2 separate regions of the Homo sapiens genome follow, and region 2 is linked to region 1. Evidence: read pairs that join two places in POLR2A ChIA-PET (ENCODE). Cell type or tissue: OCI-LY7. All regions are shown on one strand. Links, peaks and the distances in the headings refer to the core of each region. The heading gives the core; the rest is flanking DNA. Region 1 overlaps TTLL11 (tubulin tyrosine ligase like 11). Region 2 overlaps DAB2IP (DAB2 interacting protein).

Region 1 (9,133 bases), core at 2,998-5,497:
TCATTTATATAAAATGATGTCGTATCATTTATACAAAAAGGGACACATTAAATAGTCACTTTGTTGCCAAACATACCTATGTAGTAAAAGTAAAAGAACATAGTGATTCTCTGGGGGTAGGGGGAGAAGGATGTCATAGCAGTAGATGATTTATTTTTTAAAAAAGCACAAGAGTGAGAGATCCAAAGTAGATATGGCAAAACTGTTCATATCTGCAGAATCTTGGTGGGGAGTGCATACATATTCATTATATTGTTTTCTGAAAGTTTAAAATGTTTCATAATAATTTTTTTGTAATTTTATAAAAGCAAGAACAAAACAAAACTTCAGACCCCAGCACTGAGATAATCGCTGGTGCTCATCGTACCCCATTTCCTGCACCCAGCCCAGCCTGCAGACAGCAGGTAAGGCACCTCCGCGATGCAGTGACGGCTCTGAAGAGCCGTCCAGGCTTCAGCTGCTTGTATGCATTCGCTCAGCAAGGAGAGGATGAAGGCAGCAGAAGGCAGAGGGGAGCAGGGAAAGAGGCTGGGGGAGGGCTGGTGAGGACGAGAGGTGAGTGAATCTCTTGTACTACCTGAAAAGGTGACTGCCGAGAAAGGACAAATGTCTTCCCTCCTCCAGCGTTCTGAGAGGACTGCCTTGCCTTCCTTCGTTACTGGAACATGACAACCCAGCTCATTCTCAGATATTTCAACAATGGCACAGGTCAAACATTTATCCAGTCTCTCAAGGCTCAGCTTACAAGCAAAGGGCTTGTAATAGCTGTGTTATATTTTTTGAATCTTGTTTGATTCATAGTCATAAATCCTCTTTTCTAAATTAGGTGAAATTATGGGAAGCCTACAGGCTCTTCCCTCACCCTCCATCTCTAAAACTCTCTCTCTCCCTCCCTTGGATTTCTAACCATCTGTGATCTATAACTTTCTCTCTTTTTTTTTTTTGAGATGGAATCTCGCTCTGTTGCCCAGGCTGGAGTGCAGTGGTATGATCTCGGCTCACCACAACCTCTGCCTCCCAGGTTCAAGCGATTCTCCTGCCTCAGCCTCCCGAGTAGTTGGAACTATAGGCACACGCTACCCTGACCAGCTAATTTTTGTATTTTTAGTGGAGACGGGGTTTCACTATGTTGGGTTTCACTATGTCTCGAACTCCTGACCTCATGATCTGCCCACCTCAGCCTCCCAAAGTGCTGGGATTACAGGCATGAGCCACCATGCCCAGCCGACTTTCTCTCTCTTGATTTATCCTCCTCCTTCACTCACCCACACACAATCATCCACCACAGGAGAGGTAAAACACCATTTCTTACTCTACTCCGAAACTCTGTTTCTAGCTCACTGCATGGTAGAGAGCAGGCTCCATAGGACATTTGCTGATCTCCTCTTTTTCTATTTCATATAAACTGGAAATATAATTTTAATTAGATTACTAACTTCTTAAGGCATGCTTCAACTCTAATTAAACAAAGAGGTCTTTATTCACCATCAAACCTAGAAACATTGGCTAAAGGTAGCAGGAAAGCTGGAGGCTCCTGAGAACTCCAATTAAGGCAGAAGCCGGCTATATTTGGGAGCCAATTAATTTCACAATGTCGAAAACTAACACGTTTAAGATTCTACCGTTCACATCCATTTTTCTCCATGAAAACGTTTTAACTGTGTTGTGCCTGTCATCATCTTACCCAGAGTGTCTGTAAAAACTTTCATGTAAGGAAGACCTCAGGATTGCTAGATATAACCAAAGGCTTACTCTTTACCTTCTAAAATTGCAGTCAATTTTAAGACACTTTCAAGTCAATCCGCGTTCATCACCAAAGTGAGCCCTGAGTACTGCAAAATGCCTTTTGCACTGGCTTCTAAATGAAGTGGAGGTGGGAGCTGCTTTCCTCCTCTACCCTCCTCTCTTGGGCTTTCCACTGGTGGACTCACCTTCCGCTATGACCTCAACTACTATTGACAGGCTGATGGCTATGAAATCAGTGGTGATGGTGACAACAGTGATGACAACAGCCGACATTTGCGGAGCATTGACACGTGTCTTAAAGTCAACCTGTCTAAAACTGGACTTCTTTTCTTCTCCTGGAATCTATTCTTCCTGTTGCATTTCTCATGTTAATTCATTGTTTCATTGTCAACCGCATCATTCTTGAGTTTCTCAACTTCTTAGCTCATCAGATCCCACTGATTTCTCCCGCCTGCTGAGTAGAACTAGGAATGATGGTCTCTCTGATCAATTCTTTCCCAGCTCCCCTGCCCAGTGCTTTTGTTCAGAGGGCACACTTCTCATCTGCCAACTGGCCCTGCAGCCTTCTAGTTCTCCCTGACCCTGCTCATCTTCGGGACTGTCCCCCAGGGATATTTGTGTGGCACGGATCAGTACTCCTCTGTGTTCCCTGCCTCTGCCCAGTCGCTCAGGCCAAAATCCCAAGAGTATCCTTGATTCCTCTCTCCCTCTTCTCCCTCATTGTACCCAGCAGGAATCCTGCCACCCCTGCCTCCAAACACTCTGACCCTTCCCTCTTTCTCTTTCCCCACTGCTGCAGAGATTGTTCAAGCCATCACCATGCCTCCTGCAGGCCTCAAAATAACCAGGAAGGGCAAGAATAACCTGCCCTTCTCCCATGCAGTCCACAGAGTAGCCAAAAAGCAGCTCATGTCAACTTAACCCTAGAATCAAATCTATACTCTTACTCCAGCCTCTGCCATTCAGCCCCCAGCATCATCTACCATTCCTGCTCTTGCCCACCAACTCAGCCATGTTACCTTTGTGTCTGGTGAACTTCAAATGCACCAGACTCACCCTGCCTTAGGGCCTCTGTGCCAGCTGTTCCTGCTGCCTGACAGATTTTCCCTCAGCTCCTTGCATGTCCTCTCTGACACTCAGGTCTCAATTCCAATGTCACCTTCACAGTCAGGCCGCTTCTCTGATCATCCATTCTCAAATAGTTTCCCAGGCACTAACACATCGTCTTGGCCCTTCACTGTTGACTTATTTGCTCACTTGTGTATTTTATGTCTCCCTCTGTTGAAATGTAAGCTGTTTGAAAGCGGGGACCTCGCGATGAGCATCTTTCCTCTACTGTAACCCTGTAACCCCAGCTCCTAGAAGAGTGCCCGGTACACAGTGATTGCTCAATACATGTTTGTAGAGTGTTGAATGAATAAACAGGGATGTCACTCTAGTTAAAAACACCCTATTTTTCCTACTGCCATGGAATCTAGTCTGATCTCTGAGCCTGACATTCAGGCTCTCGCAGTCTAGTTCTGACCTGCCAAAATTAACCTCCTGCTACTCCCTCCCTCCTCACGTTTCTAATCTGTCTTATTTTTTTTTTTTTTTTTTTTTTTGCCTGAATATAGCGAGTGCTTTCACACTTTCCTGCCTTTGCAAATTTGGTTCTCACTGCCTGATGATTTTCCCTTTCTCTGTCTGATGAGCTTCTCTCATTCTGCAACAACCAAGCTCCAACATCCCCTCATTCAAGAAGGTGCAACCAAGTGCCCCCAAGCAAGGGAGCTGTTCGCTGTTCCCACGCCCTTTCATGCCGGCGTATCAGACTTGGGATGGCGTACAGTAGACCCTTGGCGCTGGCAGTCCTGAAGGTCACGTGGCATGTGAGATGTGAATGAAGATAACAATCCTAATCACACGATCGTGAAATGAGATGATGAGTGCAAAACGCCTTGGGTGACCTTGACTCACCCCCATCCGGAGGCAGGTTTGAATTAACAAGTTACTTAAGTAGTGAGTGAGCACCGCTGACCAATGAATATGTGCATAACAGCAGTCAATTTAGGGATTCCCAAAGGTTTCTGGACATGAGCCTGGTGACAGTCAAGGGCCAACTGTATTATAATTACTTATGTATCTTTTTCTCCCTTCTCAGAAACAGGCATGAGTAGCCTGGCTCTTCTTAGGCGTACGGACCGTAACAGACACTAAGATAAAGGTTTGTTGCATCAATAACTGAAATAAGATCTATGTGGATGTGTGAGTCCGTGAATGCAGGAAAGACTCACCACTTCCCCCAAACACTTACCTCTCCCACTTGTTAATGCCCAAATTATTTTACCGAGGGACAAAACCTTTTATTTTACAATGGAAGATCATTTAGGCCTCAGCAAAATGACAAACTGCTACATTTCTCAGATCTTCATGGTTGCTCAAGAATGATCAAAATAGTAAATGTTACACCTGCAGGTGTCTAGAAGCCAGAGCTTGTATCTATTTTGTTTAAACATCTGTCTCTCCACTCTCCAGTGAGCACCTCAAGAAAAACATGATGTCTCACTGTTCCCATCACTGTCCCCATCATCATACTTACTGGCCTCATTGCACTTGTTTTCTTTCTTTGTATACTCATGTGATGCCTACCTACCTCCTTTGAAATCCAGGCTTCGTGGGAATAGACCATGTAGGTTAGCCTTACAGGTCTATCCCCCTGTGCACCCCACACAGGAGATGCTCAGAAAATGTTTGTTGAATAAGTGAATGAATGATTCTATAAGACTGCCCATTTCTTTCTTCATGTCTGATCAAAGAAAACTCAATCCTTGTATTATGAATAGCTAACAGTGAGAGAGTCAAAACCCAGATTAATGGACATTTACAAATTCCTGATCAAAAGTGATTTTATACAATTGCATTTTCCTGGAAGGAAGAACAGACTATGACCAAATTAACAAAATGATAAAAATAGCATAGGAAGGCTGGTTGCACCATGAATAATCATTGAAGGACTAAACTTTTGCCCTTGGGGTAATTTTAGAATTTGGGACTTCACTAGTATAGCAAGAAAATATTGAGTTCCGGGCCTGGTGCGGTGGCTCACGCCTGTAATCTCAGCACTTTGGGAGGCCAAGGCGGGCAGATCATTTGAGATCAGAAGTTTGAGACCAGCCCGGCCAACATGACGAATCCCCGCCTCCACTAAAAACACAAAAATTAGCTGGGCATGGTGGCAGGCACCTGTAGTCTCAGCTACTTGGGAAGCTGAGGCAGGAGAATCACTTGAATCCAGGGGGCGGAGGTTGCAGTGAGCCGAGATCGCGCCACTGCACCCAGCCTGGGTGACAGAGTGAGACTCCATCTCAAAAAAAAAGGAAAAGAAAATATTGAGTTCCTTTAAGTGAATTGACAGTAATGGTGTTTTGTTTAATACATAATATACTTAAGCTATATTTTCAAATTATTTTTATTATTTTCCAGATGCTTTTAAACAAAAATACAAATTCCTATGTCATAAAGCGTGGTCCATTGGCAAATGGAAATCAATAAGCAAGTGACAGTGAAGAAGCTATTGAAAAGAACAAGGACATAGGCCAGCCCCAGGTTGAATTCCAGCCTGGCCCACACTGGCTATGTGACTTTAGGCAGTGACTCAGTTCTCTGAGACCAGGCTTCCTCTTCTGGAAAAGCAGTATTTGCAAAATCCCGTGAGAAATCGACAAGATAATAACATTTGCAAAGAACCCACACTGCTCTGGGCACCATAAATAGTAACAGTAATGTGTAACAATAACATTCATCTCAGAAAAATGTGGCATCAGCAAAGAACTGGAAATGCTTGTTTTCAGGGTTAAAAAAATACCATTAGTGTTTCTTCACTAAATAAACTAGTAATTTTAGTAGCCCAATCTGGAGGCCTGTGGTTTAACAAGCAACTAATTAGAAACTGGTGCTCCCTAAGCGCTGAGTGACACCTGCTTTTAAAACTGTACCCACAGAGAGGAGTCGGGTGCAAGGGACAGTTGCTGGCTGTGCTGTCTCCGGAAAATACAGCTTAGGAGCAAATCCCAGATGATCTCTTTTAATAAAATCTTCTCTGAAAAATACATGGGTTAATAATATGAACAAAGGAGGTTTGCTGAGGTCCCATCAGTTTAATTCCACCCAGTATCAGATTATTCCTGCCAGGATGGGCTGTGAAAATAATGAAAGCAATAATTAAAAGTAAATTATGCAAATGGCAAGGGCAGGAATGGTAGATTGGGAGATTGCTCGGAAGGAAGAGTGATTTGATCTGATCTGTTCAAGGAGCCGACCACAATGATGCTCTTACCCACCCACTGAGCATGCCTCTGCCATTCCTCCTCTAAAGTGTCCACGAGGTCCTCCTCTCTGCCCACAGGGCAGATCTAAAGCTCCTTAACCTGGCATTCAAGGTCCTTTATAGTCCAAATCCCTGCCAATCCTTCCAAATTCATTCCCTCTGCTTCCTACACCACCCCTTCCATCTATACCGAACTACTTACAATTTTCCAAACTCACTCTACATTTAATGATTCCATTCAGGACAGTATTGGAGAGAAAATTTATTTTAAAAGTCAATGTCCATGTCCCTTAAAGAAAGTGATCCACAATTTAACAACCATGGATAAATCCTGCCATGGGAACTGAATCTCCCTGTGAAATTTCTGGAAATTACAAACACACTCCACTTCCCTGGAAAGTCACCCTTTCAAAAACTTATCCCTCTAAGTCACAGTCCTGAACATGGAGGTAAGATAGAATCGCCTCCCATCCACCCATCCTTCCTTCCATCTTTCGAAAATATAAAAAAAACTCTATGTGCCAGGCCCCATGCCAAATGCCAAGGGCATGAATGCATCCGATGTGGTTCTGAGCCTTGAAGAGCTCACAGGATGTTTAAACCATAAATCCAGCATTCCTTCTGCTGGGTTCATAACGGGCACTAAATAAGTATTTGTTGAATTAAGACAAACAGGTAAACTAATAATGACAATATAATACAGGAACTACTGTGCCAGAGTGGACACACAGAGTGCCCTGGGCCTGGGGGTGAGATGTGCAAAGGCATAGAGGCATCAAAAAGCGTGGCATGCTTGGGGGTCTCAACAAGCCGACAGGAGCTGGGGAATGAGATAGGGAGAGAATGGTGGGTAGAATCCCAGAATCCTTTGCTCCTGGGCCCCCTTCCCCTGGCATGACCTCATCAGTTTCCACTTAAGATCCACACAGGCACAAAACACGCACACAGCCCTCTGGTTTTGCCACAGCTCATGGCCGACTAGGCAAAGCAGGTGGGGCTTACAGAGGCAGGGGCTTTGACCACGGGAATCATACCTGGGGCCAGCCTTCAAGATTTAGGAAGACGAAAAAGTTCTTGTGCAAAAAACAGTTACCAGGTTACCACACAGTACAACAGGCTGGGAAGGCTATCCTGTAACCCCTGCTGTGTGCTAAGCCCGCTGACTTATTTTGGAGGTGACAGGCATGCTCACTACCCACAAGTGTCCGTCAGGACCAGTGGTCCTCAAACGTGATTTGCATATTTGAATCACTGGTGTTTCAAAGAGTGTTCTTTTAATTTTTTTAAAACCATGTTCAGGCTCCACCCCCAGAAATTCTGGTTTAATTGGTCTGAGGTGGAGCCCAGGCAGAGAAGTTCCCTATTGGTTCCAATATGCAGCTGAGCTTGAGAACCACTGTTTCTGGGATTTTCCAGGGTCCCCACTCAGCCTACCCCCATTCATTAGATCACCTGCTTGGCCCTGACAGCACTTGGGACCCCTGACCTCTGCCGCCTTCTCTGGTCCTCACTATCCCTCATGGTGTGGTCATGTTTAGCTCAATTTATACATAGAAACTCAGATTAAAGATCCTGTTCCAGGTAGCCCAGCTCTCAAGCAGAAAAATGGGGACTAAAACCAGGTATGTCCAGGTCTAACAACCACGTCCTTTCCACAGTGCTACGCTGCTTCCTTGCAGAGCTGAGCTCAAGCTGTCCATAAATATTCAGGAGTCTTTTGAGCTGGTTGTTAAAAACCACTGATAGCCTGAAATTAGCTGTGGTGGGAATATTTACACCATGGAAATAGACAAACACTACCCATCAGGAAGTGTTTTGTTTTGTTTTTTGAAACCAGTTTGCCAGCACACCTCTTAATTCCAAGGCACCAAGAAAAAAGAAAAAATATCAAATTATGTTCCTTCAATTTCAGGAAGCAGCTGTATCATGCATTTTAGGAAGATTTCAACTCCAAATAGTTAAAATTGAAAGAGCTTTTTGAGTTTAGAGAGATAAACCTCAAGTGTGCGAAAAATATACACCTGTAATTTTTATCAAGATGCCACATGGGTACAGATGCATTCTGCATGCTGCTATGGGTTGGGTGCATTTGACTTAAAGTCACTTAGTGTCAGTGAAAAAGGAAAATACAAGTGTAGAACAAGGTCCCTGGAAGTGCTCCCTATCTCAGCCACAGAGAGCATAATAGAAAATGTTCTCTGAAACAAGCCACCTGGCAGCCCACCTCTGCCTCAGATACCTTGATATGTGGAGTTTCAATATTGGAATGCTGGATGGGAGCCTCCTATTACAGAATAACAAGAGAGACTAACAGAAGTTACTTACCCCCCAGGATCTCCAGTACCCCCGCGGAGCTCAGCTTTAAGTGGTCCCCACTGAACAAAGAACTGTGACATTTCTCTCCCCAGCATGGTTCCTCTAACAGCAGGGCTCGATAGCTACAAAGCCTGGTTATGCTGGTGCCGTGCTTTTGGAGGATGGAAGGAGATTGTAAATTGAAAAGGAATAAAGAAAACTACCATTTACTGACTGTCTACTCTGCAACTAGGCACTGAGCTAGACACTCTCAGACCTGGCACTAGAATTGACACTTACTGAATAACTATTACATGTCAAGCCCTATTCCAGGCCCTTAGCTACATTAGCTCATTGCATCCTCTTAATAACCCTGTGAAGTGGCTCCAATCATCCCTATTTTACAGAGGAGAACATAGAGATGTAGATAGCTGAAAGCATTTCCTAAGTTAACACAACCGGAACATGGCAGGCAGGACCAGAACCAAAGCAATGATCCTGGGGCTGCTCTTCTGAGAAATGGAAATGCTTCTGGCAGACAGGGAATTGTCACTGACTTGAACTCTAGTCTTCGGGTATTCAGTAGTTACCAGAAAACTAACCATGAACCTCAATATCACAGTGACAGAAAAAATGTTTCTTACATATGTTTCTGTAATTAGCAAATTATAGAAACGATTTGTAGGTAGCTACTGTTCATCAAGTAATATCTACCACCTCTGGGAACTCTGCCAGTCACTTGATGATGGTGATTACATGCCGCTCTCCAAGCCCTTCCATACG
Region 2 (9,133 bases), core at 1-2,500, 210 kb before region 1:
ACCCTGCCCAGAGGCCCCAGAGGGCGACTTGCCATGGCTGGAAGCGATAGTTTGCTTTCAGGAGTGTTTCTCGTCTTCTTGGACCTGGAGGTTGTGCCATGTGGTTACCTGCATGGAAGACGGTAATTTTCCACTTGTTTCCTGAAGGACACGGAAACCTTTAGATGTTGTCATCACTGTGTTTATTTAAGTCATTTTTGAAATTTCAGCTTGGAAGACACAGATTCAGCACGTGCCTTTCGGGAAGGGGAAGCCCTCCTAGGCTCACCTCTTAGATGCCGGCCCGGCCGAGAGGCCCCCTAATCTGTCCAGAAGAGCTGCCTGGGTGAGCACCACCCTTGGGAATGGGCCTCTGTGGCCTTGGACTTCTTAGTGACAACTTCGGCAAGATCCTGGGCCGGGCCGGAGGGGCTGCTCACTGGAGACCTGGCCATCTTCGGAAGCCAGATCTGGCTCCAGAGCCTCGGGGGTTGCAAGTGCCCAGAACCAGGTCAGCAGAGAGGCCTGCGCTCCCACCACAAAGGTCTGTTTGAAGTCCTGTGGGAGGGAGGACAGACACCACAAGGAAACTTCCTCCCCGGTGGGTGGGTCTCCAGCCAGGTATGGGGTCAGACAGGCTTTGGTCGGGCTGGAGGGTGAGGAGCTGTTTCTCCAATGAGGCCTGGTCCCAGGACTGAGTCCTCAGTGGGCAGGGCTTGTTGGTGTGCTGTGAAAGTGCAAGGCTTGGGGGACTGAATGGGGGACTCCCTTGGACATGGGAGGAAGAGTGAAGGTGGGGGCTGGGGTTGCTAAACTGGTTCCTCCTCCAGGGAAGCAAGCCCTGCCCTCCTGGAGCTTCCAACCTGGAGGTGGGGAGGTGGGCTGGGGGGAAGCTTTAGGGCACAGCTCAGAGAAGGCCAAGCAGGCAAGGTTGTGGGGCACCTGGAAGGTGGGTGTCCAGCGGCCTGGCTGCTGACCTAGGCTCAGGGAACCAGCATTTGGTGGGTGAGCTGTGAGGAACGGGCCTTGACCCTAGGCTGCAGGGCTAATGAGGGCCTTTAGCCAGAGGCTCCCAGCACAGGTGAGGGGGAAACTGCCGGTGCCCCTGTGCCCTCGCGCTCTCCCAGCCCTGCCTCTCTGAGACAGATTTAATAATCCATGTCTGTCTCTCTCTCTCTCAGTTAGTATTGCAGGAGGGAAGCTTTACTTCTAAAACTTTTATTGATCCAGACACTAATAAAAGTAAAGGGTTTTTTTTTCTTCTTTCCTGCTAGAGCAAAGAACATCAGACATCAGAGCCCTAAAACACAAATGTGTTTTCCTCCTCCCTAGATCTGGGAGGGAGTTGTGGGTTGGCCTTGTTCAGATCTAGCCTCTTCAAGAAGCCTCCCTAACTTCTCAGGCCTGCAGTCATCCACCTGTTCCAGAGCAGTTAAACGAAACTGCCACATGTGCCTCTGTCTGACCCCAGAAGGCTGGGCTGTCACAGAAGCTTTCCTTCCCACCTGAGGTCCCCAGGGTTAGGGAGAGACGCCATGGGAGGCATTCAAGACCTGGCTCTTGATTTCTTGTGTCTCTCAGGGTTTGGGGTTTGGTTCTTTGGCTGCTCTGGTCTTTGTTTTTGCATCTTGATTTCATCAGGACTTACTGAGCTCTTATACTGTGTCAGACCCTCTCTTAAGACACAGAAATACAACACGTAGAGCTTGGCCACACACAGCTTACCTTGTGATGGGAGAGGCAGATAAGAAATAAGCAGAGAAACAAAGTGATTCTGCTTTGGGAAACATAGTGAAGTTCCCCTACTGAAATGTGAGTCAGGGAATTTCTGTCTGCTTTGTTCAGCACCTGTGTTCCCAGTGCCTAAATAGTGCTTGGCACATAGTTTGCACTTAAATATTTGCTAGCTGCATGAGCAAGATGCTATGAAGGAAACAAGCCAAGTGTTCCACTAGGGAGTAATGGGGGCAGGGCAGGACCTGTTGTAGATGGAGCAGTCAGGGAAGGATTGAGTTGCAGAAGATGCCAGAAGCCTGCCAGTTTGCTGTTAGAGTGTGCTGGAGCAAGAACTCCTAGCCTAGGGAGCAGCAAGTACAAAGTCCTTGAGCAGGAAACAGAGACTTTGGTGTGTGTGGTGGGGGGCGTTGGGTGTTGCTGGATGAGGTCAGAGAGTAGGTAGGTCATGACTGCCAATGTCTTTCACCTGGGTAGCAGTTCAGATTTATTCAGTGCAGTGGGGAGTAATTGAAGGCTTTTAAGGTGAGGAGTTCAGTAATCTGATTTGCATTTCTGAAGGGTCCCTCTGACTCCCCTGGTAGGGGTAAGGGGAAGCCCAGTGGTTGGGGAGGCTGCCCGGACAGCAGGCTGCCTGGGGAAGATGGAGAGGAGTAAACAGGTATGAGGGATTTCAGAGGGGGTAGCAGCAGGATTTGTGTTGGATTGGATTCCAAAGGCCAGGGAAAGGAAGGGCTCCTGGCTTTGCTACTGAGGCTCCACGCTGGACATTTCAGACGTGAAGCTCCGAGAGGTGTCCCAGAGGCGCTGTCAGGCAAGCATGGAGACACATGGGTCCGGAGCTCAGAGGAGGATAGGGCTGGGGATGCACTTAGGAGTCGTGAGCATGCTGGAGGTATTTAGAGCTATGGGAGTGGAAAGAATCACCAAAGGAAAGTGTTGTGCTAAGGAAGTGTCTCCGAAACAGCCCTGAGGAGCTCCAGCACTGGGAGGAAAGGAGGTGAGGTGCTAGCAGCCTGTGAGAACAGAGGAAAGCTGGAGCAGGGTGGCCTGGGTTCACGGGGTAGTAAGGCACAGAAACTGGTTGACTTTGGCAACATGAAGGCCTTTGGTGTCCTCAAGGAGACCCAGTGGGGTCGGAACAGACAGGTGTGTTGAGTAGGAAAAGGAGGTGAGAAGGTGGCGGGGACAGCAGTGAGCAAAGAAGTGCGTGAGGACCCAGCTGGCCCAGGATGTTGAGGAGGGGAGGGCCAGGGAGGGGCCTGAATGTTCTCTGTCCACAGCGTAGGTTTACCAGCAGCAGCTGACCCAGTGGATCTCAGCCTGGAGATTCTGATTCAGGAGCGCCGATAGGCCCCCCACAGTGATCTTTCCCAGCTCTCTGAGCCCTCTCCACCCACTCTCTGGAAGGCTTGCTCACTGTGCCCTGTCACGTTTTTGGACTGAATGCTGAGTCTGTTGACCCTGTGTTCCCCCCGTCAGCCCCTTTCCTTACACCAGTCTCTCTGGGTCCACGGCCCCTAAATAAGAGTATCCTGGAGCCTGGCTTACCTCAAGTGTCTTTCCCAGAGCAGAGCTAGACTTCCTTTACACCAAGGGTATTTCTCTGGAAGGCTCCTTTATGTGTTTGGCTTCTGGAGAAGTTTGAGATGTTTTACACAATATTTTGGTGGCCAGGAGCTCTAACCCTCACCCCCAACAACCCTGCCCCAAGACTTTTTGCTGGCTCTGGGGAGGGTTCAGAATGCATCGGCTTGAGGGTGCAGGGTTGGCATACACAGCTGGAGATAACATAATGTCTGCTAGACGCCTGGTGGGTTTCAGTGTCTGTTGAATGAATGGCACTCAGATATTTGAGTTTGGGGTTCCCAGTTGCTTTGTTAAATGCTTTTCCTGGTTAACCAGTGTTTTTACATCTGTTATCTGCAGGGGATAGTGTATTACCTCATTTTATACATGAGGAAACTGAGACTCAGGAAAGTAAAAGGATTTGTCCAGGGTTCCACAGTTGCTAAATGACACGACCAGAATTGGAGCCTGGGCCTGCAAAACCCCCAAATTGGGCCTCTTCTTACTGACTAATCCTGGGGGTGAGGTAGTAAGGGTGGAGGTTAAGGCACCCAGGTCTCCTACTACCTCTCAAGAATAGTGGCCAGATGTTCTGCCAGGGCTCCAAGGCATTCCTTCTGCCTCCCACCCACCTGTTTCCTCTGATGCTCGACACCCCCTCCTCTCCCCACATGCGCACCAGATGCATTCGGCTCCAGGAAGATAGGATGAGGCAAGCCTTGAACCTTGTCAAACCTTGGGGATGCTTGCGGCAAAGCCTGTAGCTTTTGGGGAGGCTGTTTCTGCAACAGGCGTGTAGGGTGGCCCTATGGCTGATGCAGAACTCCCCATAGGTAAGGTGAGCTCAGCCGGATCACATGCCATGACCACACGTGAGCATGGAAGACAAACCCAGAGAGGTCTGGAGGCAGGGCCCCTCCCGGAGAGGCAAAGCCACTTATGCTGCCTCCTGACAGCCTGTGTGGCTTTAGGCTCTCGCTTCCCTCCTGCTCTGCCCCTCCTACTCACCCAGCAGACTTGCTTAGTCTGGGCTTGGGTAGCCGAGACAGGTTGTTTTCAGGCCTCAAAGGATTTGGGCCACAGCCCAGCCTTTCTCAGTGTTTCTCACCTTCTGTCCTTGTCTCCTTATGGGACGGAGCAGGCATCTGGAAGGTGGCAGAGGGGTGATCCTGCCTGGAAATCACTGAGGGTCCTTTTATAGAAAGAAACAGGCTGAGAGAAAGAAATGACTTGGCCACAGTCACTACCCAAGAGGCTAGTTTCCTGTTTGTGCCTCCAGCTATCCTGGGGCAGCTTCCTTCACCCCAGCTGAAAGCAGGCTTTTGTTACGCGCTCACTCTCAGCAAGGCTTTGTTCTGTATCCTCTCGGCAATCCTATGAGGTAAATAATATTATGTCCATTTTTGAGGAGGAAACAGAGAGGCCTAGGGAGGTGACTTAACCTGTCCAAGACCACACAGGTTACAAGTGGCAGAGTCCGGGTTTGAACATAGCCTGGCTTCAGAGCTCATTTTCTTTACCATCAGGCTACACATTCTGAAACTTATTTGGCTTCCAGGCATCACAGAAACAGAGTGAGGGTGCTAAATCCTTGAATGACTCAGCCCCTGTGGAGTTGGACCTGAAGACGCCTCCTGGCCTTGGCTTTTCTGACCAAAGATAGCCACACTGGGCAGGGCACGGTGGCTCATGCCTATAATCCCAGCACTTTGGGAGGCCAAGGTGGGTGGATCACCTGAGGTCAGGAATTTGAAACCAGCCTGACCAACATGGTGAAACCCCGTCTCTACTAAAAAAATACAAAATTAGCCAGGTGTGGTGGCCCATGCCTGTAATCCTAGCTACTCGGGAGGCTGAGGCAAGACAATCACTTGAACCCGGGAGGCAGAGGTTGTAGTGAGCTGAGATTGCGCCGTTGCACTCCAGCCTGGGCAACAAGTGTGAAACTCCATCTCAAAAAAAGAAGATAGCCACACAGCACCTACTGTGGGCCCAGCCACTCCAGGTGCCAGAATGGCCCACGCTTCTCTGAGGGTGCCGTAGACCAGGTGCTGAGACGCAGACAGTCCAGTCTCTCTTCCCTTCCTCTCCCCATCCCACTCCTATTCCAGTAACTAGGCAGGCCCTGCCCACCCTTGCCCCAGGAGAAGCTCCACTCTTGTGGACAGTGGAAGGGCCTCGGCCAGCTTGCCTGAGTCCTGGGCTTGGAAGGACGGTTGCCCCCATCTGCCTTGGTTCCCTGCACCTGCCTTTTCTTCCCCGCATCCTCCCTCTGACTGCCCGCTTTTCTCTGCTTTCACCTTCCCCTAGTGTTCCTCTTCTTTCGTGTTGTGTCAGAAGCCATGATTTCCAGTCTTCTCATCTGGAAGATGAAGGAAAAGATAGACCCGACCCCACAGGGTTCTGAGGCTCAAACTGAAAGCCTGGTGGTGGGGCACCTGTGACAGGTGAGACTCCTCATCTTGCCCCCTTCTTTCTTCATCATGAAGAAGAGACACTGGAGGATGTGGAGCAGTTGGGGCCTGTGGTCCAGGTGGGATGGAGCAGTCAGGGCCTCGTGGAGGGAGCAGGTGGGAGGAATACTCTGGCTGGGATGGACCTCACGGGGTGTGGCCCAGCTTTGCAGCTGACTTGCATGAAGTCCTGGCGAGCTGGGGAGCCCTTGCACCCTCAGCTTCCTCATCTGAAAGATGGGGCAATGGTAATGCCTGTCTGTGGAGTGGTGAGGAACAAATGAGACTGGGCCACAAAGTACCCAGTGCTGTGCCCAGCACATAGTGCCCAAAGAGGGCTGCTATCTCATCTCTTATTCCTGAGATTTAGCTTCCTTGTTTTGTTTTTGAGCTCTTTGGGACCTTCGTGGACTTTGAATTTTTACTATTGTTCATTGTGTCTAAAATCTTCCTCAGAAGCCGAGGGCCTCTAACCTGATCATGAATTTTGGAGTTTCGTTTTTTGTTTTTTTTTTCTTTCCTGTTTCCTGTATAGGAAAAAGGGACCTGTACCTTTAAGACCCCAGCAGGCCCAAGTAGGACACTGGCCCTTTAAAAGCACATTACAGAGAGTTGGAACATAGCCTTTGTTGAACTAGCCATGATTAGTCCCAGCGGACAGGGCTGGAGTGGCATGTCTGGGATCAGGGCGGGGCTAGGCTGGCCGGGGCCAGCCAGGAGCAGCGGACAGCAGGAAGGCTCGCCCGGCCACTCGGCTTCCCGAGCCTGGTGGCTATGCTGAGGGATGGTGAGTGGCCTGAGCGGAGCTTAGAATAAGAGAGGCTGGGAAAGCCAGGAGGGAGGCAGCCCCAGAGCCCAGGGAGACCTGAATGAGCTGGGCGGCAGCAGACACCCTCAGTGAGTGACTGTCACAGGAGCTGGTCCCAGGAGGGACTCCGGAGCACCCTGCCCCTCTACGCAGACATCCACTGCCGGCCCAGAATGTAGAAACGGTTAGGAGGGACCTGTGAAAAAGCGGGACACCAAGAAGAGCACTGTTGCTGTTTTTAGTTTTTAAAATAAGAGGAAGCCCAGTGTGAGTTGCTCTGTCCCCCAGGCGCGGTGTCCCCTGTGGTGTGCTCCGTTGAGAACTGGGAAATGCCAGGGACTGCTGACAAGTTTTCTGAGCTGAGGAGCTTGGCCTTTGCTCTGAGTGGCCGAACCTTTGGCTGGCTGGGTGGGGCTGCACTGGGGTTTGGGGGCCATGGTATCTCTGCCCCAGCTCCTCAGCAGAACTTTGTTTTTTCTTCTCCCTTCCTGCTTCCACTCCCTAGTCCATGGGGCCCAGGCCCACTGGGTGGGGTGGAGGCGGGTGGGAGACTGGGAAGACTGTGTCTGGGCCAGGAGCGTGTTTTGGCTCTGCTTGAATATTTGAAACAGTTGTCAGAAGCCAGATCACTTTGGTGTGGTAGCGTCTTTACTGGGCAAGTACCCATTTCTGAAAAAAAGTCAGAGGAAGGATTGGGCTTGTTACAGCCAAGTCTCAGTGCAGGTTGGTCCTAACCGCCTTCATTGCCACGGCTGGGGGCGGATGAGACTGCCTGCCAGTAGGTGTCCTCACTGTTTTACAGACAGCCACCCAGGAGGTGACAAAGGCAGGGCTCAGTACATTTCTGGTGACCCAGGCTTCCTGTAGTTACTTAAAAGTTGGTGCATTTGGTCATAGGATTTTTGTAGGTTTGGTGAAAACCTGAGGCATTGACGGGCAGTGAAGAGAGTTTGAAGTTAGAGCCGAAGTGCCAGGTGTCCTGTTCCACCCTTGTGCCTGTGAATCGTGACCTCAGGCAAGCTGTTTGACCTCTCTGAGCCTCTGCTTCAGAGCAGAGGGCGTGTGCATAGGCGCAAACCCTGGAGGGAGTTGTCAGTTCTGGGGGAGGCTTTGTGGAGGTGGTGGCCTTTGAGCCAGGCGTAGACGGATAGGCTGCTGGAGTGCAACCCCTTGAGCAGAGGCGTGCAGTTTAGCATGATGAGCCAGATAGGGCCAAGCAGGGCTGGCATGGCTGGGTTGGGACCTGGAAACGTAGCTTGGGAAGCTGGATTTTAAGTATGTTGCTTTCTCAGTTGGAATCCTGTGGGCCAGGTGGCAGATGACAGGGCTAGCTTAGCCTGGAGTCAGCCAGTGTGGAATGTGGGGGAAAAGGGCAGACGGTGAAGTCTGACACACTGGCCTTGGGAAGCCCCTGGAGGTGTCAGAGCCTCATTCTTTGCTGCAGTTAGCTGTGTGAGGGTCAGAGGTGCAGAGACAGCCCTACGTGCCCTTCCCAGGTATGTGGGCTCACTGTGGTGTGGTGGGTGAGCAGGTACTTGAGAGCCACAGGTGGCTTTGGTGCATGGTCACTGGCAGCAGGAGGAACTCAGCAGCCACACTCCTGGTTTTCTTTGACATGGTGTCTGAGTTTCTGCCCGTGCCAGTGGCCTGGAACCCTGTGGCTTACTGAGAGCCACTTTCCTGCTGTCTTGCTGCTGCTGAACACTCCTGGTTGTCTCCTGCTAGTTACAGCCTGAGAAGCAGCTGCTCTGGTGCCCCACGCAGACTTCCAGACCTCAGGCTTTGGGAGGAATGGGCAGCTGACATCCCTAGGCCCATAGCCCCACATGCTCCTGCAGACATAGTGGAGGCGCTCAGTGGCTGTGCTGGTGGCTGGATCAACTCTGCCCAGGATTGGGGCGGGGCGGGGGTGGGGGGTGGGGTGCCTTAGCATGATACATCTTCAGCAAATTGTGCCAGGAGGCAAGGGCAACCCACTTGACGGGGTAGGATGCTGAGGTGCAGGAGAGGCCCATCCGAGGTCCACACTCCTTTGGCCCAGTGCTCCTTCCCTTCACATCTTCACCTCTTCTGTCTCTCTGAGCTCAAGCTGCCAACAAGGAGGGAGCCTCTGTCCCAAATGGTGGCTGGAATTGAAGAGATAGCTGAGCTGGAGTGACCACTGGGGCTGGAGTCTAGGGTGCCAGCATTTGTTCGTAGATTTGTCCATCTCTTCTTAAATGGGGGTCTTTCAGATTCCTGCTTAAAACGGCCTGTACTCTGGAGCCTGCTCTTGAGGTAAGGGGGTAGAGCAGGTGAGGTGGTCTGGGGTCAGTTGGCAGAGGGGCTTTTTGAGAGCTCAGCTGTGGGGGGAGAGTCAGGAAGGATCTGCTGGGCAGAGTGAGAGACAGATCTTGGAAATGTCCTGGGCCCAGGAAGAAGCCAGGAGCATCCAGAGAAGTGCTGGCAGGAAGGGCGTGCGGGAAGGGACAGAATGCCCCGGGAAGGCAGTCTCAGCCCAGCCTGGATGGTAATGGGGGCAGCCAGGGCTGGTTACTGAGGCTGTGTATGGAGAGCTCGCTGCAGGTCAGTTGAGCCCTACAGCCAAAGG

What was found. ChIA-PET counts read pairs that join two places held together with the same protein. Peaks named below come from ENCODE experiments on the same cell type or tissue, not always from the same donor. Only the 100,000 strongest peaks of a DNase experiment are listed, where the experiment ranks them.
Region 2: POLR2A ChIA-PET joins it to region 1 with 5 read pairs; 2 of 35 experiments call an interaction of 5 or more read pairs at or near these places.

What each region holds. Positions count from the first base shown.
Region 1 is chr9:121,939,412-121,948,544 of GRCh38, forward strand. All of the region lies in intron 6 of TTLL11 (tubulin tyrosine ligase like 11), which reads right to left. Among named protein-coding and RNA genes, the nearest start is that of TTLL11, 150 kb to the right of the region's middle. In OCI-LY7, for the core only: no CTCF peak of the experiment used is centred there; DNase peaks (open chromatin) are centred at 3,680, 4,240 and 4,772; H3K4me3 peaks cover 2,259 bases; H3K27ac peaks cover 2,500 bases.
Region 2 is chr9:121,737,193-121,746,325 of GRCh38, forward strand. All of the region lies in intron 3 of DAB2IP (DAB2 interacting protein), which reads left to right. Among named protein-coding and RNA genes, the nearest start is that of DAB2IP, 90 kb to the left of the region's middle. RefSeq lists enhancers at 677-1,453, 5,470-6,169. In OCI-LY7, for the core only: no CTCF peak of the experiment used is centred there; a DNase peak (open chromatin) is centred at 1,419; H3K27ac peaks cover 844 bases.